2 separate regions of the Homo sapiens genome follow, and region 1 is linked to region 2. Evidence: read pairs that join two places in POLR2A ChIA-PET (ENCODE). Cell type or tissue: PC-9. All regions are shown on one strand. Each heading gives the region's core, and the rest is flanking DNA. Links, peaks and the distances in the headings are about the cores only. Region 1 has its middle 9.0 kb from the start of CTPS1. Region 2 has its middle 12 kb from the start of PPT1.

Region 1 (15,816 bases), core at 4,222-12,221, 860 kb after region 2:
TTGATGGTGATAATCATGAATTTGAATAGAGCATAATTAGAAAAACAAAATCAGGAATTTTGTAGCCATTTCAAGTAAAAAAAATCTAAGATAAAAAAAGCATGTTCATGGAAGAAAGCTGATTTCTCATATAAAATTTGAAAATACGTTATTTGGAAGTTGTATTCTAATTAAATGTTTACTCTCTTATTAAATGCTTTGTACTTTATTTCTTTTCATGGTTATATACTATAAAGAAAATGTAGGCCAGCCGCGGTGGCTCATGCCTGTAGTCCCAGCACTTTGGGAGGCCAAGGTGGGAGAATTGCTTGAGGCTAGGAGTTTGAGACCAGTCTGGCCAATATAGAGAGACTAGTCTCTTAAAAATATAAAGATAGAGGCTGGGCATAGTGGCTGATGCCTGTAATCTCAGCACTTTTGGAGGCTGAGGTGGGTGGATCACGAGGTCAAGAGAGCAAGACCAGCCTGGTCAACATGGTGAAACCCTGTCTCTAATGAAAATACAAAAATTAGCTGGATGTGGTGGCGTACGCCTGTCGTCCCAGCTACTTGGGAGGCTGAGGCAGGAGAATCGCTTGAACCCGGGAGGCAGAGGTTGCAGTGAGCCAAGATCACGCCACTGCACTCCAGCCTGGTGATAGAGCAAGACTCCATCTCAAAAAAAAAAAAAGACAGAAAATGTAATTAGTCTTTTCACCAAATCTTTTTTTTTTTAATTTTTATTATTATTTTTTGAGACAGAGTCTCACTCTGTCTTCCAGGCTGGAGTGCAGTGGCGCGATCTTGGCTCACTGTAACCCCCACCTCCCAGGTTCAAGTGATTCTCCTGCCTCAGCGTCCTGAGGAGCTGGGACTACAGACGCCCACCACCATGCCCGGCTAATTTTTGTATTTTTAGTAGAGACAGGGTTTCACCATATTGGCCATGGCTGGTCTCGAACTCCTGACCTTGTGATCCGCCCGCCTCAGCCTCCCAAAGTGCTGGAATTACAAGCGTGAGCCACCATGCCCGGCCTTTGCCAAATCTTTTATAGACATTCCCAAATCTTGAGTTTATCCTAATGTGCTGTATAAACACTACCATTTTCCACATGTCCCATGGTGTGAAAAATGTTGGAAAGCACTGAGTTAAAATAGTTTGATTGCTGTAAAAAGATTCAAGATAATGGTGGCTTAAAAATACAGAATTTATGGCCAGGTGCAGTGGTTCACACCTGTAATCCCAGCACTTTGGGAGGCCAAGGCGGGTGGATCACTTGAGGTCAGGAGTTCGAGACCAACCTGGCCAACGTGGTGAAACCTTGTCTCTACTAAAAATACAAAAAAAAAGAAAAAAAAAATTGTAGCTGGGCGGCCGGGCATGGTGTCTCACGCCTGTAATCCCTGCACTTTGGGAGGCTGAGGCGGGCAGATCACCCGAGGTCAGGAGTTTGAGACCAGCCTGGCCAACATGATGAAACCCTGTCTCTACTAAAAATAGAAAAAATTAGTGGGGCATGGCAGGCACCTGTAATCCCACCTACTCGGGAGGCTGAGGCAGAAGAATCACTTGAACCTGGGAGGCGGAGGTTGCAGTGTGCTGAGATTGCGCCACTGCACTCCAACCTGGACAACAACAGCGAAACTCTGTCTCAAAAAAAAAAAAAAAAAAAAAATTTAGCTGGGCGTGATGGTGCACGCCTGTAACCCTAGCTACTCTGGAGGCTGAGGCAGGAGAATCGCTTGAACCCAGGAAGTGGAGGTTGCAGTGAGGCAAGATCGTGCCACTGCACTCCAGCCTGGGTGACAGAGTGAGACTCCGTCTCAAAAAACAAAAAACATAACAGAATTTTATTTCCCTCTCAGGTCACAATACAACTGTTAAGTAGTCCCGGGATGAGGGCGTGTCTCTGTAGCTCATCACTAGAATGCATCCGCCCAGCAGAAGGCAAAAGAAACCATCATCTATCTAGTTTTAAGTACTTTTATTGTTGCATTTGACATGTATTGTTATTTCCCAGTTCCCAGACTAGAGGCTCTGGGGTCAGGTAGCATCTGTCATTAGACAGCTGAAAACAGCAGCAGTTTTGGAGACAGACAGATAGATGGAGGTTCAAACCCCATCTCTGCTGATTATAAGCTGGGGATTTGGGAAGGTGTTTATCCTTCCTAAGCCTCAGTTTCCTCATCCATGAAATGGAGAGGAGAGAAACAACCTTAAAGGGCTGTCAGGAGAATTAAACGATGGGCATAGGTAAAGCATCCAGGACTGCATCTGGCATACGGCATGTGCTCAAGGGAGCTGAGGCTTAATCTGTCTCCTGGGTGCCTGGCACAGAGTCTGGAACAGGTGGGCCTGCATTTGGGTTGGTGGAGATGAACAGAAGTGAATTGGGCTCAGGGAGGGATGTTAATTCCCTAGCTCATCAGGCCTGTCCTGTGGGAACAGCAGGCTCTGGCAGCCACAGAAAGCCAGAGGTGAAGATTTCAGGAATGGAATTGGACAGGGTGATGTGCCCTGGAGGACTGAGGACATGGGCAAGGAGATGACAGCCTCCGCCACACCAGCTAATTTAACTTATGTTTTGGGAGAGAAATCTCTGGCTAGACCCTAAATGGAATCTGGGATGGGGAGGGACTGTTATCAGAAGTGGGCTGTGGCAAGCAGAAAAGAGTGATTGTCCTCTAGGCCTGAGGTGGGGTCAGGCTGCAGTGGACTTCTACCTGTCTCAGCAAATCTATTCTCCATTCCTCCCACACCGATAGACTCGACCTCGGGAGGTGATCGCCCTGCTAGGGACTACATTTCATGGCCTCCCTGCGGCTAAGATGTGGCCCTCTGCCTAAATGTGACAGAAGGGGAGTGGAAAACTTCTCCGTTACTTGCTTCAGAGGAAATTGTCCTTCCTCTGCTTCCTTTCTCTCCTCATTCCTGCGGAGATGTAAACGCAGACATGGCAGGAACCCAGCCTTGACCACGCGGATGAGGACAGCGCCCTGAGGGAAGGCACAAGGGGCGGCAGTTTCTCTTCTGCCTGGAAGAAAGACCTAGGTGAGGGCTGCGGCAGCCCCTGAGAGTGAGCAGTAGCAAGGCTTGGTCTATCACTGGCTGTGGGTGCGGGACTCTGCCAACCAGAATGGGAAGCCCAGAAGCTGCCAGAGAAAGAAAGGCAAGTAGCAGATCTACAACCTGGAAGGATTGGAAATTTAACATGACAGTTACAAGTGGAAACGTGGATGGTGTTTTAGTTGGGATATGCATTCAGCCGAAAAAACAGAGACCCAGACTTGCAGTAGCTTAAGCAAGGTAGAAATTATTTCTCTCTTGCCCAAGTGTCCACGCGTGAGCAGAGTCTGGGTCTGGTATGGTTGCTCCTTGGTGGCAGGGCCTGAGCTGCTTCTGTCTTGTTGCTTGTGTTGGTCCAAGTTTTATTTTCCACTTGGTTAAGCAGGAACTATATTTGTCAGAAGCTCCCTCCCTATGTAGTGGGATCTGGCCCACAGAGGAACTGGGATGAGAATGGGGAGGTGGAAGTGAAGGAACGGCCATTGTTTCCTGAAGGGGAGATTTGGTGACAGACAGATGCAGAGGTGTTTGGTGGGCTCCAGCTTGTCCTTACTTTCCTCTGCCCCACATTCAGCACCTCTTTCCCAATTCTGGGCCTGCTGACCACAGTGGCCCCAGGCCTGCCACCAGAGGCTTGGACTCACTCAAGAGGTAGCTACATAGGGGCTACAGTTTCCCAAAGACCTCTCCACAAGCTCCCCCTTTCAGTGGCTGAACGTACCTGGCTTCTTAGATTTCCCAGCACGCTCCAATGTATCCACCATGATAGTTCTTCAGGATTGTGACTCACCCCATCTTTGATCCCCTATTTCCCCACTCCAGACCATAATCTCCTCAGCTGCGCAAAGTCTAATTCCTGTTATCAATCCTTCATCCCAGCCGTGTAAATCAAAGTGATCCTCAGTTTTCTCCACTGCTGGCTGGGGTTTTGGCTATTTATTTATTTAGTCTACTCAGTCTTCATTCATTCATCTAATTTCTTGCTTCCAGAAGTTTTACTCCTGTCACCTTTCCTGTTCTCCCTGCCTTTAGAGATCTATGTTTTTTTCAAACGTTGCTATAGTTTTAGTGAGGTTTCAGAGGGGAGGGAAATTCAATGTTTGTTCAGTCTACCATCTTAACCCAGAAGTCTTCTCAACACTCTGTCTTCCTTCGTATGCAATAGGCTGTTTGCTGTTGTTGGTTTTCTTTTAACTTTTTAAATTAAAAAAAAAATTTAAGGCAGGCGTGGTGGCTCACGCGTGTAATCCCAGCACTTTGGGAGGCCGAGGCGGGCAAATCACTTGAGGTCAGGAGTTCGAGACCACCCTGACCAACATGGAGAAACCCTGTCTCTACTAAAAATACAAAATTAGCTGGGCATGATGGCGCATGCCTGTAATCCCAGCTACTTGGGAGGCTGAGGCAGGAGAATCGCTTGAACCTGGGAGGCAGAGGTTGTGGTGAGCCGAGATCATGCCATTGCACTCCAGCCTGGGCAACAAGAGCGAAACTTTGTCTCAAAAAAAGAAAAAATTTAAATTTCTTTAGAGTTGCTCTTTTTCAGAGCCTTGCTCTGTTGCCCAGCCTGTAGTGCTGTGGTGCCATCACAGCTCACTGTAACTACAAACTCTTGGGCTCAAGCCATCCTTCTGCCTCAGCTTCCCAAGTACCCGAGACTACAGGACTACAGGCATGCACCACCATGCCTGGCTAATTTTTAGTGTTTTTGCAGAGACAGAGTCTTGCTATGTTGCCCAGGCTAGTCTTGAATTCCAGGCCTCAAGTGATCCTCTTACCTCAGCCTCCCAAAGTACTCGGATTACAAGTGAGAGTCACCAGGCCCAGTCTGTTTGCAGTTTCCTAAACAGACTGAGCCTCCTGCCTCTGTGACTCAGCACATGATCACCCCTCCCTCTATTGTACCCCCCAAACCCCTACCCTGCCAGCCTGGCCTCCCTTCTTCCCTATATTGATGCCTGCCGATCCTTAGAGACAGTTCTCTGGGAAGCTTTTTCTGGTGCTGTGGGTGTGTTAGGTGCCCTTTCTATGAGTCCTAAAGCACCCCACCACTTTCCTCCACTACTGTACTGCTCCTTTCTCAGTACTGTAATTGTCTTTGTAACCCTGGTGTCTGCAACAATGCCTGGAATATGAGCAATGCCAATAAATATTTGGTAAATGAATCAACGAAAAAGATACCCGTTCTGCAGACTCCTTTGCTTTGTTTGCATAATGAGAATCAGAGGAAGATAATGTTTACCTAAAAAGGAAGAGGATCTGGCATGCAGGAGGGAGAGAGGAAACATGTACAACTTAAAGGAGCCAAGTAAAATGTTGTGAATTTTACTATTCTTAAATGATTCTCAGCTGGGCGCAGTGACTCACACCTGTAATCCCAGCACTTTGGGAGACAGAGGCAGAGGCATGCGGATCACAAGGTCAGGAGCCTGGCCAATATAGTGAAACCCCGTCTCTACTAAAAATACAAAAATTAGCCAGGCGTGGTGGTATGCGCCTGTAGTTCCGGCTACTCGAGAGGCTGAGGCAGAATCACTTGAACCCGGGAGGCGAAGGTTGCAGTGAGCCAGGATTGTGCCACTGCACTCCAGCCTGGGCGACAGAGCGAGACTCCATCCCCCATCACCCCCCCAAAAAAGATTCTCAGAACTTTAATAGATGACCATACTATTCTAAGTTTAGCTGTAAAAAGAGCCTTGAGAAAACTAATCTATGGTATTCAAGGTCAAGGTAGTGTTTATGCTTGGGGAAGTGGTAATTGGAAGGGGAACTAGTAGGAGCATCTGGGTGTGGGCAATGTTCTGTTTCTTGGCCTGGGTACTGGTTCCATGAGTGTGGCTAAATACATAAAGATTCATCATGTTGTACACTTATGATTTTACACTTTTTGTATTTCTGTTATACTTCAAAAAAAGTTTACAAAATATAAAATTTTTTAAACGGCAAAACTACAGCATAAACCATTCCTAAACCTCTTTCTCCAGAACACATCATCTCCATCACATCATGCTTGTCAGTCTTTCCAGGTCTTTAAATCTCCAAACAGATGGGTGGGGTTTTTTTCATATCCTCTTGAGTTCAGATTAAATATATATTGAATGCAATTATTTTAAAAGGTTGGGTCATTTAAAAAACTCTCATTATGGGCTGGGCACAGTGGCTCACGCCTGTAATCCCAGCACTTTGGGAGGCTGAGGCGGGCGGATCACGAGGTCAGGAGATTGAGACCATCCTGGCTAACACGGTGAAACACCGTCTCTACTAAAAATACAAAAAATTAGCCAGGCATGGTGGCGGGCGCCTGTAGTCCCAGCTACTCGGGAGGCTGAGGCAGGAGAATGGCGTGAACCCGGGAGGCGGAGGTTGCAGTGAGCCAAGATCGAGCCACTGCTCTCCAGGCTGGGCGACAGAGCAAGACTCCGTCTCAAAACCAACCAACCAAACAAACAAACAAAAACCAAACCAAACAAACAAAAAAAACCCTCTCATTATGTACAACAGGAATCAAGGTGCTAATTATATAAACGTGGGAGTTGTTGGATACCCTATGAGTCCATATTTTCTCACAGATTTAAAAGGTGTTTTTCACATGATCATCGTACTCATGACAGGGGCATGAGTTGTTGCTCTTGGAGGCAGCAATATCTCTTAGATAGATCTTGGATACAGATATCTGGAGACCCAGAATTATAACTATTGAGTTTTAAAAATGTATTGTGGCTGGCCCTAGATTTTGAAATTATAACTATTGAGTTTTATGCACATATTATGGCTCCATTAAGGGCTTGCTGGATGAAAATCTTTCTGAAGATTTTCCAACCACAGTCTGGTTGGAAGCGGGTGGTGGAAGCTTGAAGCTCTGTTTGCATAATGAGTGCAGTTTTTATGTTGATTGTATGTTTGAGGTGGTTCTCCCAGGGCTTATGGAAGTTTTTTTTTGTTTTGTTTTTTTGAGACGGAGTCTCGCTGTTGCCCAGGCTGGAGTGCAGTGGCATGATCTCGGCTCACTACAGGCTCCCCTCCTGGGGTTCACGCCATTCTCCTGCCTCAGCCTCCCGCGTAGCTGGGACTAGAGGTGCCTGCCACCTCACCCGGCTAATTTTTTTTATTTTTAGTAGAGACGGGGTTTCACCGTGTTAGCCAGGATGGTCTCTATCTCCTGACCTCGTGGTCTGCCCGCCTTGGCCTCCCAAAGTGCTAGGATTACAGGCGTGAGCCACCACGCCCGGCCCGGCTTATGGAAGTTTTATGGAGGCTTTACCACCCCTTCTTGGGGCTACTGAAGCTGAAAAGGGGCAGTTCTTTCTTTTGATCTAGAAAGTGGCAAGTGCAGATCATCTCAATAAGATGTTTTAAATCTTGCGGCAAAGGAATAAAGAGACGGTTCTGGGCCGGGTGTAGTGGCTCATGCCTGTAATCCCAGCACTTTGGGAGGCCGAGGCGGGCGGATCACAAAGTCAGGAGATCGAGACCATCCTGGCCAACATGGTGAAACCCTGTGTCTACTAAAAATACAAAAAATTAGACGGGCATGGTGGTGCACACCTGTAGTCCCAGCTACTCAGGAGGCTGAGGTGGGGGAATCGCTTGAACCCACAAGGTGGAGATTGCAGTGAGCTGAGATCGCGCCATTGCACTCCAGCCTGGCTACAGAGTGAGACTCCGTCTCAAAAAAAAAAAAAAAAAAAAAAAGAGGCGGTTCTGGAGATCAGGTGAGGGGTACCTAATTAGCCAGAGAGGCTTGGAGGGGTTCTCACAGATGGGGTTGCTGAAACAAGTCTTGTTTGCCATGTGTTTTTGAACCCTAAAGTCAGAATATATGATCTAAAAAGTATTCATTTCCTTATTCTTTCTTTTCTTTTCTTCTTTCTTTTCTCTCTCTCCTTCTTTCTTTCTTTTTTTTGTCTTGCTCTATCACCCAGGCTGGAGTGCAGTAGTGTGATCATGGCTCACTACAGCGCTCAAGTGATCCCCCACCTCAGTCTCCCGAGTAGCTGGGACTACAGGCACTTGCCACCAGTCCTGGCTAATCTTTTTTAAAATGTTTTTGAAGAAATGAGGTCTCACTATGTTGTCCAGGCTGGTCTCAAACTCCTGGGCTCAAGCAATCCTCCTACTTAGGTCTCTCAAAGTGCTGGGATTACAGGCACTGTAAATGTGCCTAGCCCATTTATTTTCAGTAAGTCTCATAGGGGTACAATAACAAAATCACAGTTACATATGTACACATTTTATTAACAATAGCTACATTCCAAGAAATCAGAACTAGCTCACCAAATATGGGTTGTATGGTGATGTTAACTATGGTCTATTTTTCAACTAAGAATTCCTTCTTATGTTTGACAGCATATTTTAAAAAGTGGCTTTTTCTTTCTCTTTTTTTTTTCAGACAGAGTTTTGCTCTTGTTGCCCAGGCCGGAGTGCAATGGTGCGATCTCGGCTCACTGCAACCTCTGCCTCCCGGGTTCAAGCGATTCTCCTGCCTCAGCTTCCCGAGTAGCTTGGATTACAGGCATGCGCCATCATGCCCGGCTAATTTTGTATTTTTAGTAGAGACGGGGTTTCTCCATGTTGGTCAGGCTGGTCTCAAACTCCCGACCTCAGGTGATCTGCCCACCTCAGTCTCCCAAAGTGTTGGGATTACAGGCATGTAATCCTGTACCCGCCTAGCCATTTCTTTCTTTTACTACATTTTTCCCTTAAATGTGCTATTGAGGTACTCGTGTATAATTATACTGTATGTTCATATATAATAGTAATATACACTATTATAGGCCCTATATGAAACAGATGTCTCTGTCAGATTATTCTGACATTTCATCATGTTCCCTATAAAGGACATCAATTAGTTCTGAGGAGAATATGAATTTTACCCCCAAGCTCATCTGCTTGTTGACAGCCTTTCAATTTAACCTGATGTTCAGAGTAGCATCATTCCATGTATCTCTCAGAGTGTAGTATTTAATTCACTGCCCCTCAAATCTCCCCAGCAATCAGGTTGGAGAACAACAAAATCACATGCAGTGACACTGTCACCAGCCTTTATTGAAAGTCATCTTAGGCCGGGCATGTTGGCTCACGCCTGTAATCCCAGCTTTGGTAGGCTGAGGTTGGCAGATCACCTGAGGTCAGGAGTTCGAGACCAGCCTGGCCAACGTGGTGAAACCACGTCTCTACTAAAAATACAAAAAAATTAGCTGGTCATGGTGGTAGGTGTCTGCAATCCCAGCTACTCTGGAGGCTGAGGCAGGAGAATCACTTGAACTTGGCCTGGGAGGTGGAGGTTACAGTGAGCCAGGGTCATACCATTGCACTCCAGCCTTGGTGACAAGAGTGAAACTACGTCTCCAAAAAAAAAAAAAAAAAAAAAAAAAGGAAGTCATTCTAAGGAACAGGCCTGTGACCTTTGCCTGTATGTCTGCTGTATAAATGCTATTGAGACTTTTCATCCTTACATTGTATATCCTATATCCTCTCCATGAAGACTCACAGGGGGAACTGATTTCTGAGCTCAGTAGCAGAAATAATTGTCCTTTTAATTAATTCAATAAACATTTACTGAGCATCTACTACATGCAGCCATATGAGAGCTGCTGGGGATATACTCGTAAATGAAATACAGACTGGTGGGGAAGACAGAAAACAACTACCCAATTACTCCACCAATTGTTAGAATTTTGATAAATGCTGCTAGGAAAATTAGTGAGGACTTGGAGCTGGTAAAGGGACCTGGGGTCAATGAAGGGTTATTTGAGGAAGTGATATTCCTCCTGAGCAATTGTTGTATAGTCACATTGATCCTCTTCACTTTGGCTCCTAGGAAGTTAGTCAAATTTGTGACTCTCCTCTCGAAAGAGTTTGTGATCTAATTGAATTTCTGGACTCATTTATTTGTGTAACAAATGACTATTGTGTGCCACAAGCAGCTAGGCACTGGGCGTATCACAGAAAATCAGATAAACAGGTCCCCGACCTCACAGAGCTTGTAGACAAGTGGGAGATTTGGGCAAGGAAGTGGATTATTAAAATAAAATTTGTTCTTTTAAAAATGTATTGTGGGTACATAGTAGGTATATATATTTATGGGGTACGTGAGATACTTTGATAAAGGGATGCAATGTGTAACAGTTACATCATGGAGAATGGGGTATCCATCCCCTTAAGGATTTATCCTTTGTGTTACAAGCAATCCAATATTATTATTATTATTATTATTATTATTTTTTTTTTGAGACGGAGTCTCACTGTGTCGCCCAGGCTGGAGTGCAGTGGCGCGATCTCGGCTCACTGCAAGCTCCATCTCCCAATTTGTGCATGGCCTCATACATCATAGAGTGGTTTTGACTTTATCCCGAAGGTAATGGAGTGTCATTAAAATAGAAAATTCCTATTTTTCCTTTCCTTTGCCTCATTTTTTGCTCACATTTTGTAGACACACACACAAGTGACTTTAAATCCTTTCTTGAACAAAGTGGTTCACACCATTCTCCTGCCTCAGCCTCCCCAGTAGCTGGGACTACAGGCGCCCGCCACCACACCAGGCTAATTTTTTGTATTTTTAGTGGAGACGGGGTTTCACCGTGTTAGCCAGGATGGTCTCAATCTCCTGACCTTGTGATCCGCCTGCCTCGGCCTCCCAAAGTGCTGGGATTACAGGCGTGAGCCACGGCGCCCAGCCCAATTATACACTTTTAGTTATTTAAAATGTACAATTAAATTATTACTGACTATAGTCACCCTGTTGTGTTATCAAATACTAAGTCTTTTTTTTTTTTTGAGACAGGGTCTTACTCTGTCACCCAGGCTGGAGTGCTGTGACATGATCTTGGCTCACTGCAACCTCTGCCTCTGTGGCTCAAGTAATCCTCCCACCTCAGCCTCCCCAGTAGCTGGGACAACAGGCATGCACCACCAGGCTCAGCTAATTTTTTTGTACTTTTTGTAGAGATGGGGTTTTGCCATGTTGCCTGGGCTGGTCTGAACACCTGCACTCCATCAATCCACCCACCTCGGCCTCTCAAAGTGCTGGGACTACAGGCGTGAGCCACTGCACCCAATCTACTAAGTCTTATTCATTCTTTCTAACTATATATTTTTTGTACCCATTAACCACCACCTTCCCCTCTGCCTCCCTTAAAATATAATTTGGTAAGTGCTATGCTCTGGGACGTCCCAGCAGCAATAAAAGAATGGGAGAGAAGTGCTAACCCCAAATGAGGGAGAGAGTCTGCCCAAAAAAATTACTTTGGGGAAGTGAAGACCAAGTTGAGATGTGATGTGATGTTAGCAAGAAAAAGGCAGGAAGCAGGGGGGTAGGTGAGAGCCAGCAGAGGTCTATGCAACGATTCATATGTGGAAAAGAATACATGGCATGTTCAGAGAACTGAAAGAATCATTGTGGCTGGAGCATGGGGTGGGTGATGTGGCTAGAGAGGTAAACTGAGGCCAATTTTTGCATGGCCTCATACATCACAGTGTGGTTTTGACTTTATCCTGAAGGTAATGGAGTGTCATTAAGATGAAAAATTCCTATTCTTCCTTTCCTTTGCCTCATTTTTTGCTCACATTTTGTAGACACACACACAAGTGGCTTTAAATCCTTTCTTGAACAAAGTGAGGACATAAACCAACAAATTCACTAAATAACATAATTACAGCTAGCTCAAGTGATGAAAATCCAACATCATACAGTCATATTAAAATAACATACAGCCAAAAAGAATATCTACATATGCACAGAGTGTGCTTGAAGGATAAACCAGAAACTGGTAATAGTGGTTGCTTCTGGGAGGAAACTTGGGTGGCTGGGGAACAGGTATGGAAGGAGAGCTTTTACTGTGTATTCCTTTTTAACACTCGAATTTTACGCCATTTACATATCTATTAGAAACTAAATAAAACATAAATAGCCCCAATCTGGGAAAAAAACAACAAATCTATCACTAGTTGTAGGCTCCCTCCTGCCCCATTTCTCAACCAGATAATCCATTAGAATGCCAGACTAGAGTGACAGCGTATTCATATAAAAGTAGAAAGCTCGAGGAAGTCCTGGAGAAGAAAAAATAAGCAAGACTTGATGATGGGCAGAATGAGGGACAGAAACAGAAAGACAATCCAAAGCAAACCTTCGCGTGTGCTCTCAGGAAGGTGTTTACATGTGTTCAGTCTTGGCTCCATCGTCTGTAATATAGTAATAATGACAGCACTTGCATTATAGGGTAGTAGTGGGAGTTACAGATGCTAGATGCTGGTTACTAAAAGGTCCACAAGACGTACTTGATAAGGAAAGTGACACACAGAAAGGCTAAGTAACCTCAAAGAGATTCCAATCTGGTATGGAGGAGACAGATAAGTGAACAGGCAATCTCAGCAGGCTGTGATAAACGCCTCAGAGGAAGCACTGGGTGTGCCACGGAATGTGCGGGAGGCACCCTGTCTTAGCCTGGGTTCCCTAGGAAGAAAGCCGGAGGTAGGTTCTTGAGTCAGCGAGTGACTGAGGAATAACCTCAGGTGAAGACTGTGAGGGAGCGAGGGGAGCATGGGGCGGGGAAAAAGTGAGACAAAGATATGTGTTTAGCTCAGGAGTTGGCACATTTTGGCCTTCAGACCCAAGCTCTATTTCTGTAAAAGAGTATTTTGTGAACACAGCTATAGTTCTATTGAAATAAGTCACATTCATTTAATCGATATATTATCTATGGCTACTTTTGCACTATGAAGGCAGAGTTGAGTGATTGCAAGAGACCATATGGCCCACAAAGCCTAAAATACAGACTGGTTCTTTTCAGGAAGTTTGCCTCAGCCTGATCCCACGGGGAGCTCTAGAGCACCAATGGGATCATAGAGTTGGCCCACGTGTAGGCGAGGCGCCTGGCTCACCTCAGGACCTGGGCTTGGAAGAGAACTTGGGGTTCAGGACACATCCAGCCTGGGAACATCAATTTGGGAGTAGTCAGAATAAGGATTTTTTTTGTTTGTTTTGTTTTTTAGACGGAGTCTTGTTCTGTTGTCCAGGCTGGAGTGCAATGGTGCAATCTCAGCTCACTACAACCTCCGCCTCCAGGGTTCAAGTGATTCTCCTGCCTCAGCCTCCCGAGTAGCTGGGATTACAGGCCTGCGCCACCACACCCAGCTAATTTTTGTATTTTTAGTAGACGGGATTTCACCATGTTGGCCAGGCTGGTCTTGAACTCCTGACATTGTGATCCGCCCACCTCGGCCTCCTAAAGTGCTGAGATTACAGACGTGAGCCACTGCGTCTGGGCCAGATGGTTTTAATGACTAGATAATGACTTTAGAGAGAAGGGATCCTAGAACTGAGGCTTGGGGCAATGTTTATAGTTCAGGATAGAGGAAAAGGAAGAGGATCTAGGTAGGGAGATCTAGAAGGAGAAACCTGTGAAATAGGAAAAAATGAACAGCAAGTGGTTTCCTAGAAGCCAAGTAAAGGACACCCACCTTTTAAGGAGGAAATGATCAGCTGTGACAAATGCTCTTAGGGAAGTGGTCAGTTTGGGGGCAGCTCTGGGGCTGTATAGCTGCACCTAGGAGCCCAAAAGGAGACTGGGCCTATGGTGGGGGAGAGAAGCAGCCCAAATATGTAAATACATACACATGCGCACGTGCACACACACATATGCATTCATGCCATGCACATACAGCCACACTGTTGTCTATTTTTTTTTTTTTTTGAGACGGAGTCTCGCTCGTCGCCCAGGCTGAAGTGCAGTGGTGCAATCTTGGCTCACTGCAACCTCCGCCTCCCAGGTTCAAGTGATTCTCCTGCCTCAGCCTCCTGAGTAGCTGGGACTACAGGCGCCTGCCACCACGTCTGGCTAAGTTTTGTATTTTTAGTAGAGACGGGGTTTCACCATATTTGCAAACTGGTCTCGAACTCCTGACCTTGTGATCCACCCATCTCAGGCTCCCGAAGTGCTGGGATTACAGGCATGAGCCACTGCGCCCAGCCCACTGTTGTCTTTATTTGGGACTTACGGACATTAGAGATTGGAGTCTAGGCTGATGTACAAAGAAGAGGTCTGAGAACATGGAGGTTAATTTTTGACGAGATCAGTTTCAGTGAAATTATATGAGCAAAATATCCAGATTGGAATGAGTTCAAGAGAGGGAAGAAATTGAGACAGCAAAGTACAAACAACATTTTTTAGGAGTTGTGCTGAAAAGTGAAACAGAAATGGAGGGGGAGCTAGAGAATGGCATAGAGTCAGGAGAGGGGTTTTAAGATGGAACAAATTGCAGCATGTTTGCATCACGGTAGTGGAAAAGATCTACTAGACAGGGAAAGACTGATGACGCAGGAAGGGACATTCTACTAGACATTCTTGAGTTGATGAAAGGATATGGCACTTGCATACTAGACATTCTTTGAGTTGACAAATGGATATGGCACTTGGAGCAAAGAGGAGGTTGACCTCTGGGAGTGTGGGCAGTTTGTCCACAGTAACAGGAGACAACGCAGAGCTTGTGCGCAGATAAAAGTGGTTGGTGGATATGAAAAATCTACTGATGGCTTCTATTTTCTCGTGAAATGGGAAGCAAGACCACCAGCTGAGGAGAATATGGGGGAGGAGATGGAAGAGCTTTGAGGAAGAAGACAATGTCAAGTGGTCATTCAGAGGAGTGGTTGGGTGAATGGCTCATTTTTCCATCTCCCATAGCATCTTCATTACCTCAGCAAGTATGTTCTCAGCATCTGTTATGTTCCAGGCACTTTGATAAACATCAAATGCTTCTTGAAAGAAGATGTGGCTGTAGAGTACCTTCAAAGACAACCCAAACTTTTTTTTTTTTTTTTTGAGATAGAGTCTCACTCTGCCCAGGCTGGAGTGCAGTGGTGGGATCCTAGCTCCCATTGGCCTTGAATTCCTGGGTTCAAGCATTCCTCCAGCCTCAGGCTCTGGAGTAGCCAGGACTACAGATGCGTGCCACCATGCTCAGCTAATTTTTGTATTTTTTGTAGAGATGGGGTCTCACTATATTGCCTAGGCTGGTCTTGAACTCCTGGACTCAAGAAATCCTCCCACCCTGTGTCAGCCTCCCAAAGTGTCAGGATCACAAGTGTGAGCCACTATGCCTGGCATTCCAAACATTTTTTAGATTTGGAGCTGAATGCAGCATGGGCAGGTTGTCAGGGTTGAAGCACTGGTGATCCAGATCTGGAAGGAGCCAGAAGCCTCTAAAAGAGGCCACTGCAGGAGCCTCCTGACCTGGTTTCTGGGAATCCATCTGCTTCAATGATTTTCCTAAAACACAAATCTGATCCCATCACATCTTTTTTTTTAAAACTCCTTCAGTGAAGATAGTTAAGAACTTGTGGCAGACTGCTTCTAGAGAACAAAACAGGAACACTGGGGTACAGAAATAAGAGATTTACTTTTCATGGATACCCTTGTGTAGTGTTTGGGGAAAAATTATAACCATGTACATATATTCACTATTCAAAGGAAGGTCAAAAGCCTCTCAAAAGTTTCTACAGCTTTCCACTATCCCTAGGAGAAAGAGAAGCCTTTACTTGGTCTATAATGCTCTTCACCGTATGGCCCTACCCAACTCTTCAACCTAATCTCATGTTAATCTCGCTTCCTGTGGCCCTTGTGGACTTGGCTAGACTGGCCTTCCAATTCAGCTGTGCCGGCCTCTTTGGGCTTGTACACAGGCTTTTCCTTCTGCCTCACTTTTAAAAAAAAATTATTATTACTATTTTTATTTTATTTATTTATTCTTTGAGAAGGAGTCTCGCTCTGTCGCCC
Region 2 (15,181 bases), core at 2,467-10,466:
AGTAAACGCTTTCCTTCTCTTTCCCCTCCCATCTCTGGAAAATTGAAAATGGCTACTGGGGAGAAAAACTTGAAATGGGAAGTATGGAATAGACCAAATCTTTAAGATGGCAGTGAAGACTCAGGAAAACATGCTGAACTGAGAGAAGTTCCAAAAAGTGAAGCTATCTTTTCCATGGAAATGGACTACACCAGCCATTAGTGGGGTGAACTTTGGAATAGACACTTAACAAAACCTCAGAAGTGATTGCAGAACTTAGGTATTCTAACAAAGGCTGCACATGAGCAGCCCTCTCCCCTCTTCAGACAAGCATAAAAATCATAGAAAAACTGCATACTGCATAAAATAACACTCTTCTAACTGCAGTTCAGTAGGAAAAACAAATAAGTTTCAAATAAAGTGGAAAGCAATTCTGGAGACAAATAGAAAAACAAAAAACTTCACCCCAAGTGCTTTGAGCTGTAGAACAATTTATTAAGAAAATGACCTCAGGTCAGGTGTGGTGGCTAACACTTACGTAATCCTAGTGCTTTGTGAGGTCAAGGTGAATGGATTGCTTGAGGCCAGGAGTTTAAGACCAGTCTGGGCAACATAGCAACACCTTGTCTCTACAAGAATAAAAAAATTTAACCAGGCATGGTGCTGGGCACCTGTAATCCTAGCTACTTGGGACCCTGAGGCAGGAGAATTTCTTGAGCCCAGGAGTTCAAGGTTACAGTGAGCTATGATTGTGCCACTGTACTCCAGCCTGGGCAACAGAGCAAGACCTTGTCTCTAAAAAAAAGACAAGAAAATGAGCTCAATAGAATAAGAACTCAAAACCAAGATAATAAAACAACGGAAGGAGATGAATAGGGAAGTTGCACATTTGAGAATCCAAAGACTAATAAATACCTGAAAACAAGGAACCAAATAGACATGGCTAGGAGTGGAATTAGTTTTTTCTTTTCTTTTTTAAAGACTTTTACACTCCTAGAAATGGAACTATTGATATGGAAAATGGTTTTAAATAATCAAAATAATGGTAGATGAAAACACAAAGATATTAAAACAATCAGATAGAAATCTATAGATATGGAAGACAGAAGTTATTGGTGTCCCTGAAATTGAGAACTCATTAAATGGAACAGAAGTATTCAAAAATATAAAAACAAAAGTTTGCCCCAAAATGAAGTACTAATCTACAGCTTGAAAGGTCAAGACAGAAAGCACTTTGATACAGAATATTCTGTCCTGAAAAATATTGTAATTAACTTATTGAACTTCAGATAACCAGGCAGAAAAAGTAGAATGCCTACAAGGAAAAAAACTCAGGCTATCCTTACATTTCTCAACAGCAACATTCCAGAGACAGAAGCCAATGGAGCACTGGCTACGGAATTCTGAAAGAACAAAAGTATGATCCAAGAATATTATACCCAGCCAAGATGTCATTTGGAAATAAAGATACTAGGCAGATTCCCACAAATACAAAAGAATGCATAGGAAAGAGCTCTCTCTGGCCAGGCATGGTGGCTCACGCCTGTAATCCCAGGACTTTGGGAGGACGAGGCAGGCAGATTGCCTGAGGTTGGGAGTTTGAGACCAGCCTGACCAACATGGAGAAACCCCATCTCTACTAAAAATACAAAATTAACCGGGCATGGTGACACATGCCTGTGATCCCAGATACTCAGGAGGCTGAGCAGGATAATCGCTTGAACCCGGGAGGCGGAGGTTGTGGTGAGCCAAGATCACACCATTGCACTCCAGCCTGGGCAACGAGAGTGAAATTCCATCTCAAAAAAAAAAAAAAAGCTCTTTCAAATTCTTCTTGAGAAAATGCTTGAAAGTGAAATTCAGCCAATTAAGAAATAGGGCAAAATTAAGACTTCAATAATTAAGAAGTCTTGGGAAAAGGATTTGTGATGATCATTGAATCTGTTTAAATACAGAATTAATACTGAATACCTGTGTGAATCATTGCTTTATACCATGTACATATTATATGAATTAACAATGTAAAATAGTATGACTAAGAAATATTGGGCCCTGTGGAGGGAGGTAATGGAAGATAGTATAGTACGAGTGCACTCTCCTTGGGCTTACAATAGATTCTAATTTAAAACGTATTCTTAAAAAACCAGACCTGGGCAGTTGCCCATGCCTGTAATCCCAGCAACTAGGGAAGCTGTAGCAGGAGGATTTGCTTGAGCTCAGGAGTTCAAGACCAGCATGGGCAATATTGCAAGACCCCATTCCTAAAAAATTAGCTGGGTGTAGTGGCGCATACCTGTGGTCCCAGCTACTTGGGAGGCTGAGGTGGGAGGAGTTCAAGGCTGCAATGCCACTGCATTGCTGTCTGGATGACAGAGCACGACCCTGTCTCATAAAATTAAATTTAAATTAAATAAAATTAAATAAACTTCAAATAAACAAAACAACATAATGTCAAAGTCACTTTTCCTAACCCTTATTTGAAGTCCAGATTTTAAAATTTCTTTTTATACTTGTTCCTTTTTTCCTTTTTATTCCTTTAAGTTTATTTAATTCAAGTAAACTTGAATTTTTGAATCTTTAACTCAATTAACTTAAATTAGAATTCAGGATTAACAGAATTCAATTAACTTTAACTCAATTCTGTTAAATTCAAGTAAACTTGAATTTAATACTTTTTATTTTTTAATAACACACCTTATGATACAATTTTTTAAAGTACCTATGTCTATATACCTATTTATCTATCATTCTATCCATATAAAAGCATAAAAAGATATTTAGAATGATGTTAATCAAATGTTAATAGTGACTATTTTTAGATGGTTGGACTTAGGAGTTGTTTTTTTAAAAAAATATTTCCCCCCAGCTTTATTGAGGTATAATTGTCAAATAATGAGATTTCAGGGGGTTTTTTCTTTTTCTTTTGCATTGCTTAGATGATTTGCAGTGAAAACATATTATTTTCACAAGAACAATAAGTTGATTTTTCTTAAAATAAAGCGTAGAGCAAACCTTCAACACTTCTCCCTAGTCTTCAGGATGTAGTTCAAGCTTTTGTATTCAAAATGAGAATCCAAACTATCTTCCCAAACCTACTTCCCACATTTAATAATAACACAATTAATATATTAATATAAACAGTATTCCCTGAAAATTCCTGCTGCTGTTCCTTTGCCCAAATCATTTTACCATCTGGAACAGGCTTGCCATCTTTATCTGTATTAAACAAATGCAACCCACCCCACAAAGCTGAAGTTCTGTTCCATGTCTTCCATTGACCTCCCAGAGCCCCACAACATTTTCAAATCAAATAGTTAAAAGTATCCATGTAGAAAAATACCTACAGAGTTCCTACTTCCTCTGGATTTGGTTTAAAGAGGAACCATTTAGTGGGAGACAAATAAGTTCTCTCAGTGTAAGTCAATTCTTGACTGTTATTTTAGTAAGCAGCCACTGAAGCTTATTAATTTTAGTAATAAGAAGTGAGAAATTGCAAAGCCTGAATTTCAACCTAACTAGTACTGAGAGTTAATAAGATGCATATCAGTTCCCTGAATAGACTATAATTCAAGGAACAATGGGAACATAGAGAAGTATCTGAATGCTCATCGGTTTCAATTTTCTTTTTTGACATGAGAATAAAGTTGCTTGCTATTAAAAAGCATACTTATGAATAAGCAAGATCTAGAGACTTACTGGCTTTTCAATAAAATGAGCAGAAATTTCACCAAGTGACTAGATATATTAAGAGTAAATACTTTTGGACTGCCAAACAACCTACTTTTATTATCTGGGCCATGAAAAAAGACTATGATGCTGTTACCTTGTGGCAGCAGTGGATAAAAAGCAACATTAAGATTTCTTGGTTTGTTAACTGTTCAGGGCTACAGAACTGATCATAAAAGTGAGTAAGTTATATTAGACATGCCATCTATAGTAAAAACTTTTGAGAAAATGCTTTTATATATCTTTTCTTTCTTTCTTTTTTATTTATTTATTTTTTTAAATTTTTGAGACAGAGTCTCACTCTGTCACCCAGGCTGGAGTGCAGTGGCTCAATCTCGGCTCACTGCAACCTCCACCTCCTGGGTTCAAGAGATTCTCCTGCCTCAGCCTCCTGAGTAGCTGGGACTGCAGGTGCACACCACCACGCCCAGCTAATTTTTGTATTTTTAGTAGAGATGGGGTTTCACTATGTTGGCCAGGCTGGTCTCAAACTCCTGACCTCAGACGATCCACCTGCCTTGGCCTCCCAAAGTGCTGGGATTATAGGCATGAGCCACCAGGCCTGGCCGCTTTCATCTATTTTCTTGCCCAATGGAAAAGAATATTATTTTTTTTTCACAGCATTAAGACAACTTTTCAAGTTTTTGAAAATTTTTACCAGGTATGTACATACACACATGCAATATTTACATTTTATGAAGGGCACAAAAGAGAAAATAAAGTCTCTTTTCCTCCACATTTATTTTATTTTTGTGTTGTTTTTCTACACATTTCTTAAGTCTTACACCCTAGAGGCAATTCTGTTAACAATTTCTGCTTTTTAGTTTTCCTAATATTTATCATTAATATAATTATTTTAATTTGATTCAATTAATTTAATTATTTATTGATTTACCACCTTTAAACTATATCTCCCCATAATGAAAGACACAGAAATGAGAAAACTTGCCTTTCTTTCCACCTCTCCTTTCCATCTCTAAATTTTTGTTAATATAATAAAAATGTGTAATATTGGCTGGGTGTGGTGGCTCACGCCTGTAATCCCAGCACTTTGGGAGGCCAAGACAGGTGGATCTCTTGAGGTCAGGAGTCCGAGACCAGCCTGGCCAATGTGGTGAAACCCTGTCTCTACTAATAATACAAAAATTAGCTGGGTGTGATGGCACATGCCTGTAATCACAGATACTCAGGAGGCTGAGAAGGGAAAATTGCTTGAAGCTGGGAGGCGGAGGTTGCAGTGAGCCAAGATCCTGCCACTGTGTTCCAGCCTGGGCCACAGAGCAAGACTCCATCTCGGTGGGGGAAAAAAGTGTAATGTTTATATTATTTTCTGGGAATAAAAATATTTTGTGATTTGTATATAGATGGACAAAAAACTAAAAACTCAAACCCAGAATTTACCATATTATAATCCTCTGTATATTTGCTCTAGAGCCAAGAGATATGATTAAACCCTTAGTGATGGAAATATATTACTGTGTCACTAAGACTTTGTAACTCAAAAGGGAGTCTTCCACACATCAAGATCTAATGGATTGCCGGGCACGGTGGCTCATGCCTATAATCCCAGCACTTTGGGAGACCGAGGTGGGCGGATCACCTGAGTTCAGGAGTTCGAGACCAGCCTGGCCAACATAGTGAAACCCCGTCTCTACTAAAAATACAAAAATTAGCCAGTCATGGTGATGCACACCTATAATCCCAGCTACACAGGAGGCTGAGGCAGGAGAATCTCTTGAACCCAGGAGGCCCAGGTTGCAGTGAGCTGAGATTGAGCCACTGCACTCCAGCCTGAGCGACAGAGTGAGACTCTGTCTCAAAAAAAAAAAAAAAAAACTAATAGGTCTTTTATGTCTTCCCCCCAACTTTTCTTCACTTTGCCGGGTCATATACCTCTATTACTTATATCCCATAGGGTCCTCTTTGTTAGATTCCATTTCCATTTTGCTAAAGTCTATCTTTAGGTGATTTTCCACATAGAGTGTGTAGCACTAAACATTCTGAGTTCTGACATATTCCTTACTCTGCCTTTATATTGTTTGGCAGTATGTGTGGATACGTATCAAATTCTGACAAAGACTCTCTCTTTGACCAAACTTTAGACAGGCTCCTCTGAGCCTTCTTTTCAACTGAAGGCAGGCCCTAATCTTTGGGTCTGTCCTCAGCCTGCATTACCCAGTTTTAGAGCAACCTTGCTAAGTCAGTTTAGAGAGAATCCCCTCATCCTTGAAATCTGATCGCCAACGATATTTGATCATGATCCTCATTCCCCTCCATTGATATCTAAGTTCTTTGCCTGCCTCTAGCAAGAATCCCGTTAGGCCGGTTTACCAAGAACCTCCCTACCCTTGATGTCTCCTCTTAATAAATTTCTATCCCCTGACTCATCCAATCTACCTGTTGGCTATGAATCCTTAGCTGTATTTGCTGCATTAAGATTGAGCTCAGTTTTACTGAACCTCTCTTCCCTATTACAATAGCACTGAATATTTGTCTTTACTACCTTTAACAAGTGTCTGGCTCTGTTTCTCTGCAAGAATTCTAGGGTGCTATTCTTTTTCCCTTACAATTTTGAAGACTTTTTTTTTTTCGAGACGGAATTTTGCTCTTGTTGCCCAGACTAGAGTGCAGTGGCGCAATCTCAGCTCACTGCAACCTCTGCCTCCCGGGTTCAAGCGATTCTCCTGCCTCAGCCTCCTGAGTAGCTGGGATTACAGGAGTCCACCACCATGCCCGGCTAATTTTTTGTATTTTTAGTAGAAACAGAGTTTCACCATGTTGGCCAGGCTGGTCTTGAACTCCTGACCTCAGGTGATCCACCCACCTTGGCCTCCCAAAGTGCTGGGATTACAGGCATGAGCCACCTCGCCCAGCCAATTTTGAAGACATTTGTTGTATTTTTTTTTTTAGATGGAGTTTTGCTCTTGTTTCCCAGGCTGGAGTGTTATAGTGTGATCTCGGCTCACTGCAACCTCCGCCTCCCGAGTTCAACCGATTCTCCTGCCTCAGCCTCCCGAGTAGCTGGGATTACTGGTGCATGCCATCACGCCGGCTAATTTTTGTATTTTTAGTAGAGACAGGGTTTCATCATATTGATCAGGCTGGTCTCGAATTCCTCACCTCAGGTTATCCGCCCACCTTGGCCTCCCAAAGTGCTGGGATTACAGGCGTGAGCTGCCATGACCAGCCAAACATCTATTTTTAATGATGATAAGTCTTATTGCTTTTTAGGGAACCTATTTTGTTTTTGTTTGTTTGTTTGTTTGTTTCTCTTTGAATGTTTGGCTGCCCACTCAGATTCCTATACAGAGAGATGGCATGAATTTCTTCTACATGTGTATTTTTCCTCTAGGCCTATTCCTTAATCATGGGCTCTATGCGAGCAGGAGAACCACATGATCAGGGAGGCTTCTTTGTAGAATGCATGGGTGGGGAGTAGTCAGGCAGTCTGATGACCCCAAAACTGACTCCATCATGACGGTGAAGTGCATTACATGAATTACTCCTGAGTGAAGCTGCCACTTTTTTTTTTGTCCCATCCTTCTTTTTATGCAAGTCTGATCTACTTTCTCTCAAGCTAAATGTTCTCTCAAGGAGTCCTCCCCCAGGCAAACCACTACTTCTTTAGAGAGACGTTCTCACACTTCAGCGTTAGAGCAAAAGTTACCAGTACCAGATACCTTTATAAAGGTGGAAGAATAAAAACCCATTTGTACCAATTGGTTTCTTAAATTGTTTTTAATGTAACGCTTGAATAAATTACCTGATAGTTAACTTAAATCTCACTTTTGATTGTTTAAAATTTGTTGATTCTGAAAAGAACTGCCCATGTCCTCTAATCCTCATCTCAAGCGTGATTTCTTTCCTAGATACCTACTCCTGTGTTCTCTCTTACCCACTCTGTCCTCAACTTATTCAGAGTATCTGCACCCATCTATTTACCTCGTTGTCTCACCTTTAGACTAGCAAGTTCTCAAAAGCAGAGGCTAGGTCTAATTCACTTGGTGTTCAGAGGATCTCGCACAAGGTTAGTGCCCGACAAGTTCCTATTTAATAATTGAATGATCACCAAAGGTAGACATTGCAAATACACAAATCCTTCAAAGGACAGCAGTTCCAGAATCTAGTCTGAGGAAAACATGGAAGGAGGATCTAGGGAGCCTGCAGTCTACCCATCTGCAGCTACTGAAGAAGCCCAGGCTGAAGCTCTGTAGCCTCTAGCACAGGAAGAAAGTTGGGCATAGGCACTAGACAGGCTAAAGTTTAAAAAATGCAAATCACCATCTTGGGCAACATAGTGAGGTCCTGTCTCTATGAAAAAATAAAAATTAGCTGGACATGGTGGTACATGCCTGTAGTCCCAGCTACTCAGAAGGCTAAGGCAGGAGGATCGTTTGAGCCCCGGACTTTGAGGCTGCAGTGAGTGAGCTATAATCATGCCACTGCACTCTGGCCTGGGGGACAGAATGGGACTTTGTCTCAAAAAAAAAAAAATCTGAACAGAGCCGTAACTAATAAAGAGGTGGAATCAGTAATAAAAAATCTTGGCTGGGCGCAGTGGCTCAAGCCTGTAATCCTAGCACTTTGGGAGGCCAAGGTAGGTGGATCACAAGGTCAGGAGTTCGGGACCAGCCTGGCCAACATGGTGAAACCCCATCTCTACTAAAAATATAAAAAAATTAGCCAGGTGTGTTGGTGCATGCCAGTCATCCCAGCTACTTAGGTGGCTGAGGTAGGAGAATCATTTGAACCTAGGAGGTGGAGGTTGCAGTGAGCCAAGATCACACCACTGCACTCCAGAGCTTGGGTGACAGAGCAAGACTCTGTCTAAAAAAAAAAAAACTCCTGACATTGTCTCCTAACAAAGAAAATCCCTGGACATGATGGCTTTACCAGTGAACTCTACCTAATATTTAAAGAACAAACACCAATCCTTCTCAAACTTTTCCAAAACCTGGAAGAGGAGGGAACACTTCCTAACTCACTCTATGAGGCCAGAATTACCCTAATTTTAGAAGCTAGATTAAAAAAAGAAAGCTACAGAACAATGTTTTTTAAAGAACATTGATGCAAAACTCCTCAACAAAATACTAGCAAACCAAATTCAGCAGCATATTAAAAACATTATACATCATGACCAAGTAGGATTTATTCCTAGAATGCAAGGATGGTTCAACATATGAAACTAGATCAATGTAATGCACCACTTGCTAGATTAACAAAGAAAAAAGAAAGAAGATCCAAATAAGCACAATCAGAAATAACAAAGATGACAATAAAACTAATCCCACAGAAATACAAAAGATCTTTAGAAACTATTATGAACACCTCTATGCACATAACTAAAGAACTCTAGAGGAAATGGATAAATTCCTAGAAACATACACCTCCCAAGACTGAACCAGGAAGAAACTGAGAACCTGAACAGACCAATAAGGAGTTCTGAAATTAAATCAGTAACATAAAACCTACCAATCAAAAAAAGCCCCGGGGCCAGGCATGGTGGCTTATGCCTGTAATCCCAGCACTTTGGGAGGCTGAGGCTGAGGTCAGGAGTTCGAGACCAGCCTGGCCAACATGACAAAACCCCGTCTCTACTAAAAATACAAAAATTAGCCAGCCATGGTGGCAGGCACCTGTAATCCCAGCTACTTGGGAGGCTGAGGCAGGAGAATCACTTGAACCTGGGAGGCGGAGGTTGCAGTAAGCCAAGATTGTGCCACTGCACTCTAGCCTGGGAGACAAGAGCAAAACTTCAACAACAACAAGAAAAGCCCTGGACCAGATGGATTGACAGCCAAATTCTACCAGATGCACGAAGAAGAGCTGGTACTAATCCTACTGAAACGATTCCAAAAAGTTGAGGAGGAGAGACTCCTCCCTAACTCATTCTATGAAGTCAGTATCATCCTGATACCAAACTCTGACAGAGACATAGTGAAAAAGAACAAAAAAAACAAAATGGCTGGGCACGGTGGCTCATGCCTGTAATCCCAGCAGTTGGGGAGGCCAAGGCGAGTGGATCACCTGAGGACAGGAATTCAAGAGCAGCCTGGCCAACATGATGAAGCCCTGTCTCTACTAGAAATACAAAAATTTTCAGGATGTGATGATGTATGCTTATAATCCCAGTTACTCAGGAGGCTGAGGCAGGAGAATCGCTTGAACCCAGGAAGCAGAGGTTGCAGTGAGCCAAGATTGTGCCATTGCACTCCAACCTGGGCAACAAGGATGAAACTCTGTCTCAAAAAAAAAGAAAAAAAGAAAGGAAGAAAGAAAAAAATAAATTTCAGGCCAATATCCCTGATGAACATAGAGGCAAAAATCCTCAACAAAATATTGACAAACCAAATCCAGCAGCACATCAAAAAGTTAATCCACTGTGATCAAGTAGACTTCATTTCTGGGATGCAAGGTTGGTTCAACATATGCAAATCAATGAATGTGGTTCACCACATAAACAGAATTAAAAACAAAAAGCATGCAATCATCTCAATAGATGCAGGAAAATTTCTGATGAAATCTAACATCTATTCATGATAAAATTCTCACCAAACTAGGCATCAAAGGAACATATGTCAAAATAGTAAGAGCCATCCATGACAAACCCACAGCTAACATCATACTGAGCCAGCAAAAGCTGAAGTATTCCCCTTGAGAACTGGAACAAGGCAAGGATGTCCAAAGGATGTCCACTATGTCCTGGAAGACAAGGATATCTTCCAGAACGTAGTACTGGAAGTCCTAGGAAAAGCAATCAGGTAAGAGAAAGAAATAAAAGGCACCAAAATAGGGAAAGAAGAAGTCAAACTATCTCTTCACTGACGATATGATTCTATGCCTTGAAAACCTTAAAGACTCTGCCAAATGACCCCTAGAACTGATAAACGACTTCAGTAAAGTTTCAGGGCACAAAAATCAGTAGCATATATATACACCAATAACATTCAAGCTGAGAGCCAAATCAAGAACACAGTCCCATTTATAATAGCCACAAAAAGAATAAAATACCTAGGAATATACCTAACCAAGGAGGTGAAAGATCTCTACAAGGAGAACTACAAAACACTGCTGAAAGAGATTAGATATGATACATATAAATGGGAAAATATTCCTGCTCATGAACTGGAAGAATCGACATCATTAAAATGGCAATACTGCCCAAAGCAATCTACAAGTTCAATACTATTCCTATCAAACCACCAACATCATTTCTCACAGAATTGGAAAAAAACTTCTAAAATGCATGAGGAATCGAAAAAGAGCCAGAATCACCAGAGCAATCCTTAGCAAAAATAAAAACGTCAGAGACATCTCATTAGACAACTTCGAACTTATGCTACAAGGCTAGAGTAACCAAGATAGCATGGTATGGGTACAAATACAGTCACATAAACCAAGGAAACAGAATAGAGAACTCAAAAATTAAACCACACATGTACAACTATCTGATCTTGGACAAAATCGACAAAAATAAGCAATGAGGCCCAGCGCAGTGTCTCAAGCCCATAATCCCAGCACTTGAAGAGACTGAGGCAAGGAGAATTTCTTGAGCCCAGGAGTTCACGACCAGCCTGGGCAACATGGTGAAACCCCAACTCTAGAAAAAATACAAACATTACCCAGGCATGGTGGCACACACCTGTAGTCCCAGCCACCCAGGAGGCTGAGGTGAAGAATTGCTTGAGCTCAGGAGGTAGAGGCTGCAGTGAGCTGTGATCATGCCACTGCACTGCAGTGTGGGTGACAGAGTGAGACCCTATCTAACAAAAAAAGCAATGGGGAAAAGACTCCCTATTTAATAAATGGTGTTGGGATAACTGGCTATCTGTATGCAGAAGAAGGAAATCGAACCCCTACCTATCACCATATATAAAAATTAACTCAAGATGGATTAAGGACTTAAATGTAAAACCTAAAACTATAAAAATCCTGGAAGAAAACCTAGGAAATACCCTTCTTGATATTGGCCTTGGCAAATAATTTATGGCTAAGTTCTCAAAAGCAATTGCAACAAGAGCAAAAATTGACAAGTGGGACCTAATTCAACGAAAGAGCTTCTGCATAGCAAGAGAAACTATCAAAGGAGTAAACAGACAACCTACAGAATGGGAGAAAATATTCACAAACCATGAATTCAACAAAGGTCTACTATCTAAAATGTATAAGGAACTTAAATCAATAAGCAAAAACAAATAACTCCATTAAAAAGTAGGCAAAGGACATGAACAGACTTCTCAAAAAAAGACTTACAAATGGCCAATGAACATATGAAAAAATGCTCATCATCACTAACCATCAGAGAAATGTCAATCAAAACCACAATGAAATACCATCTCAACTAGTCAGAATGGCTTTTGTTAAAAAGTCGAAAAATAATAGATGTTGGTGAGGCTGCAAAGAAAAGGGAACACTTATACACTGTTGGTGGGAATGTAAATTAGCTCAGCCACCGTGGAGAGCTGTTTGGAGATTTCTTTTTTTTTTTTTTTTTTTTTTTTTTGAGACAGTCTTGCTCTGCTGCCCAGGCTGGAGTACAGGGGTGCAATCTTGGCTCAGTGCAACCTCCATCTCCTGGGTTCAAGCGATTCTCATGCCTCAGCCTCCAGAGTAACTGGGACTACAAGTGCACACCACCATGCCTGGCTAATTTTTGTATTTTTAGTAGAGACAGGGTTTTGCCATGTTGGCCAGGCTGGTCTCAAACTCCTGACCTCAAGTGATCCAACCACCTTGGCCTCCCAAAGTGCTGGGATTATCCTGGCATAAGCCAGCATGCCCAGCCTGGAGATTTCTTAATGAACTAATATTTGAACTACCATTCAACCCAGCAATTCCATTACTGGGTAGGTGCCCAAAGGAAAATAAATAATTCTACCAAAAAGACACATGCACCTCTATGTTCATTACAGTGCTGTTCACAATAGCAAAGACATTGAATCAACCCAAGTGCCTATCAATGTGGATTGGATTTAAAAAATGTGGTACATATATGCTATGGAATACTGTACAGCCATTAAAAAGAATAAAATCATGTCTTTTGCAGCAACGCGGATGTGGTTGGAGGCCATTATCCTAAGCAAACTAATGCAGAAACAGAAAACCAAATATCTCATGTTTTCACTTATAAGTGGGAACTAAACATTGGGTAAACTTGGACATAAAGATGGGAACAATGGGAAATACTGTTCACTGGGAAACACAAAACATTGGGAAATACAAGAGCAGGAAGTGAGGGAGTGGAGCAAGGGTTGAAAAGCTACCTATTGGGTACTATGCTCACTATCTGGGTGACAGATTCATTCATACTCCGAACCTCAGAATCATGCAAAATGTCTTTGTAACAAATCTGTATATGTACCCTCTGATGTTAAACATCAAAAAAAGATTAAACGAGAAAAAAACCTGTTAGAACTAATACATGAATTCAGCAAAGTAGCGAGATACAAAGTTAGCACACAAAAATCAGTTGCATTTTGATACACTAACAATAAGCCATCTGGAAAAAAATTAAGAAAACTATTCCATTTACAATAGCATCAAAAAGAATAAAATACGTAGAAATTAATTTATCCAAGAAGATTAAAGTCTTGGACAATGAAAACTACAAAACATTTCTGAAAAAAATTGAAGAAGACATAAATGAAAAGACATCCCATGTTCATGAATCCAAAGATTTAATATTATAAGATGTCAATACTATCCAAAGAGATCAACAGATTGAATGCAATTCCTATCACAATCCCAAGGACTTTTTTGCATAAATAAAAAAACTCATATGGAATCTCAAAGGATCCTGGATAACCAAGACAATCCTGAAATGGAAGAACAAAGCTGGAAGACTCACAGTTCCTGATTTCAAAACTGACTACAAAGCTACAGTAATTAAAACAGTGTAGTGGTACTGGCATAAAGATAGATATATGTACAACTATATATGTATATGTACATAAAATATGTACAACTATGATATTTCCATAAATTTTATAATAATTTAGTTTTTTAAAAGATTGATATAGACCAATGGGATAGCATAGCAAATCTAGAAATAAATCCTTGCATATATGTTCAAATAATTGTTTTACAAAGGTGCCAAGACCATTCAATGGGGAAAAGACAGTCTTTTCAACAAATAGTTTTAGGAAAACTAAATATTCACACACAAAAGAATGAAGTTGGATCCTTATTTAACACTATATACAAAAATTAACTCAAAATGGATTTATGACCTAAATGTAATACTTAAATTATAAAATTCTTAGAAGAAAACATAGGACAAAACTTCACAACATTGGATTTGGCAATAATTTCTTGGATATGACACCAAAAACAAAAGCAACCAAATAAAATATAGACAAATTGGATTTCATGAAAATTAAAATATTTTGCACAGCAAATGACACTATTAACAGAGTAAAAAAGGCAACTTACAGAATGGGAGACCTTTTTTGCAAATTATATATCTAGTAAGGGATTAATATTCAGAATATATAGAGAATCTCTAAAACTCAGCAAAAGAAGCAAACAAAGCAATTCAAAAATGGGCAAAGGACTTGAATAGACATTTCTGTAAAGAAGATATACAAATGGCAGATAAGTAGATTAAAAGATGCTCAACATCACTAATCCTTAGGGAAATGCAAATCAAAACCACAATGAGGTACCACCTGACACCCATTAGGATGGTGTTTGAGATAGAAAAAACCAAACTTTTCTTCCTAATCTCACACTCAATGCAGCACAAAATGCTTCTGACACCAGATTGGGTTGCTTTTTTCCTACCCCCCATAAATCAATTCTCCAGTAGACACCAACTGATTGTCCTATAATTCAATTCAATTCTGACACTGGCCAGGTGCGGTGGCTCATGCCTGTAATCCCAGCACTTTGGGAGGCCGAGGTGGGTGGATCACCTGAGGTCAGAAGTTTGAGACCAGCCTGGCCAACATGATGAAACCCTGTCTCTACTAAAAATACAAAAATTAGCCAGATGTGGTGGCAGCTGCCTGCAATCCCAGCTACTCGGGAGGCTGAGGCAGGAGAATCGCTTGAACCCAGGAGGCGGAGGTTGCAGTGAGCTGAGATCACGCCATTGCACTCCAACCTGGGTGACAGAGAGAGACTCCATCTCAAAAAAAAAAAAAATTCTGATACTGTCTCCCTGGAGTTAGAGTCAGATCCCACAGGCTAAGGGCTCAGCCCCACAAGACTGCCCCCAGCTTCAGATGCCAGTCAAAAGTCTAGGCCTCCGGAACTTCTGATGTACTGGCTATAAAAAGGGGATTCCCCTGATCCCCTCCTTGGGTTTGATTATTTGCAAGAGCAGCTCACAGAACTCAAGAAAGTGCTGTACTTACATGTACTAGTTTATTATGAGGAATGTTATGAGGTATACAGATGAACAGCCAGATGGAAGAGATGCAAAGGGCAAGGCTGTGGGAAGGGGCTTGGAGCTTCCATGTCCTCTCTTAATGTG

Evidence for each region. ChIA-PET counts read pairs that join two places held together with the same protein. Peaks named below come from ENCODE experiments on the same cell type or tissue, not always from the same donor. Only the 100,000 strongest peaks of a DNase experiment are listed, where the experiment ranks them.
Region 1: POLR2A ChIA-PET joins it to region 2 with 10 read pairs; 2 of 35 experiments call an interaction of 5 or more read pairs at or near these places.

Annotation. Positions count from the first base shown.
Region 1 is chr1:40,962,741-40,978,556 of GRCh38, forward strand. No RefSeq gene overlaps it. Among named protein-coding and RNA genes, the nearest start is that of CTPS1, 9.0 kb to the right of the region's middle. RefSeq lists a silencer at 12,237-12,531. In PC-9, for the core only: no CTCF peak of the experiment used is centred there; DNase peaks (open chromatin) are centred at 4,891 and 5,241; H3K4me3 peaks cover 727 bases; H3K27ac peaks cover 3,149 bases.
Region 2 is chr1:40,101,710-40,116,890 of GRCh38, forward strand. No RefSeq gene overlaps it. Among named protein-coding and RNA genes, the nearest start is that of PPT1, 12 kb to the left of the region's middle. In PC-9, for the core only: no CTCF peak of the experiment used is centred there; a DNase peak (open chromatin) is centred at 6,062; H3K4me3 peaks cover 481 bases; H3K27ac peaks cover 3,383 bases.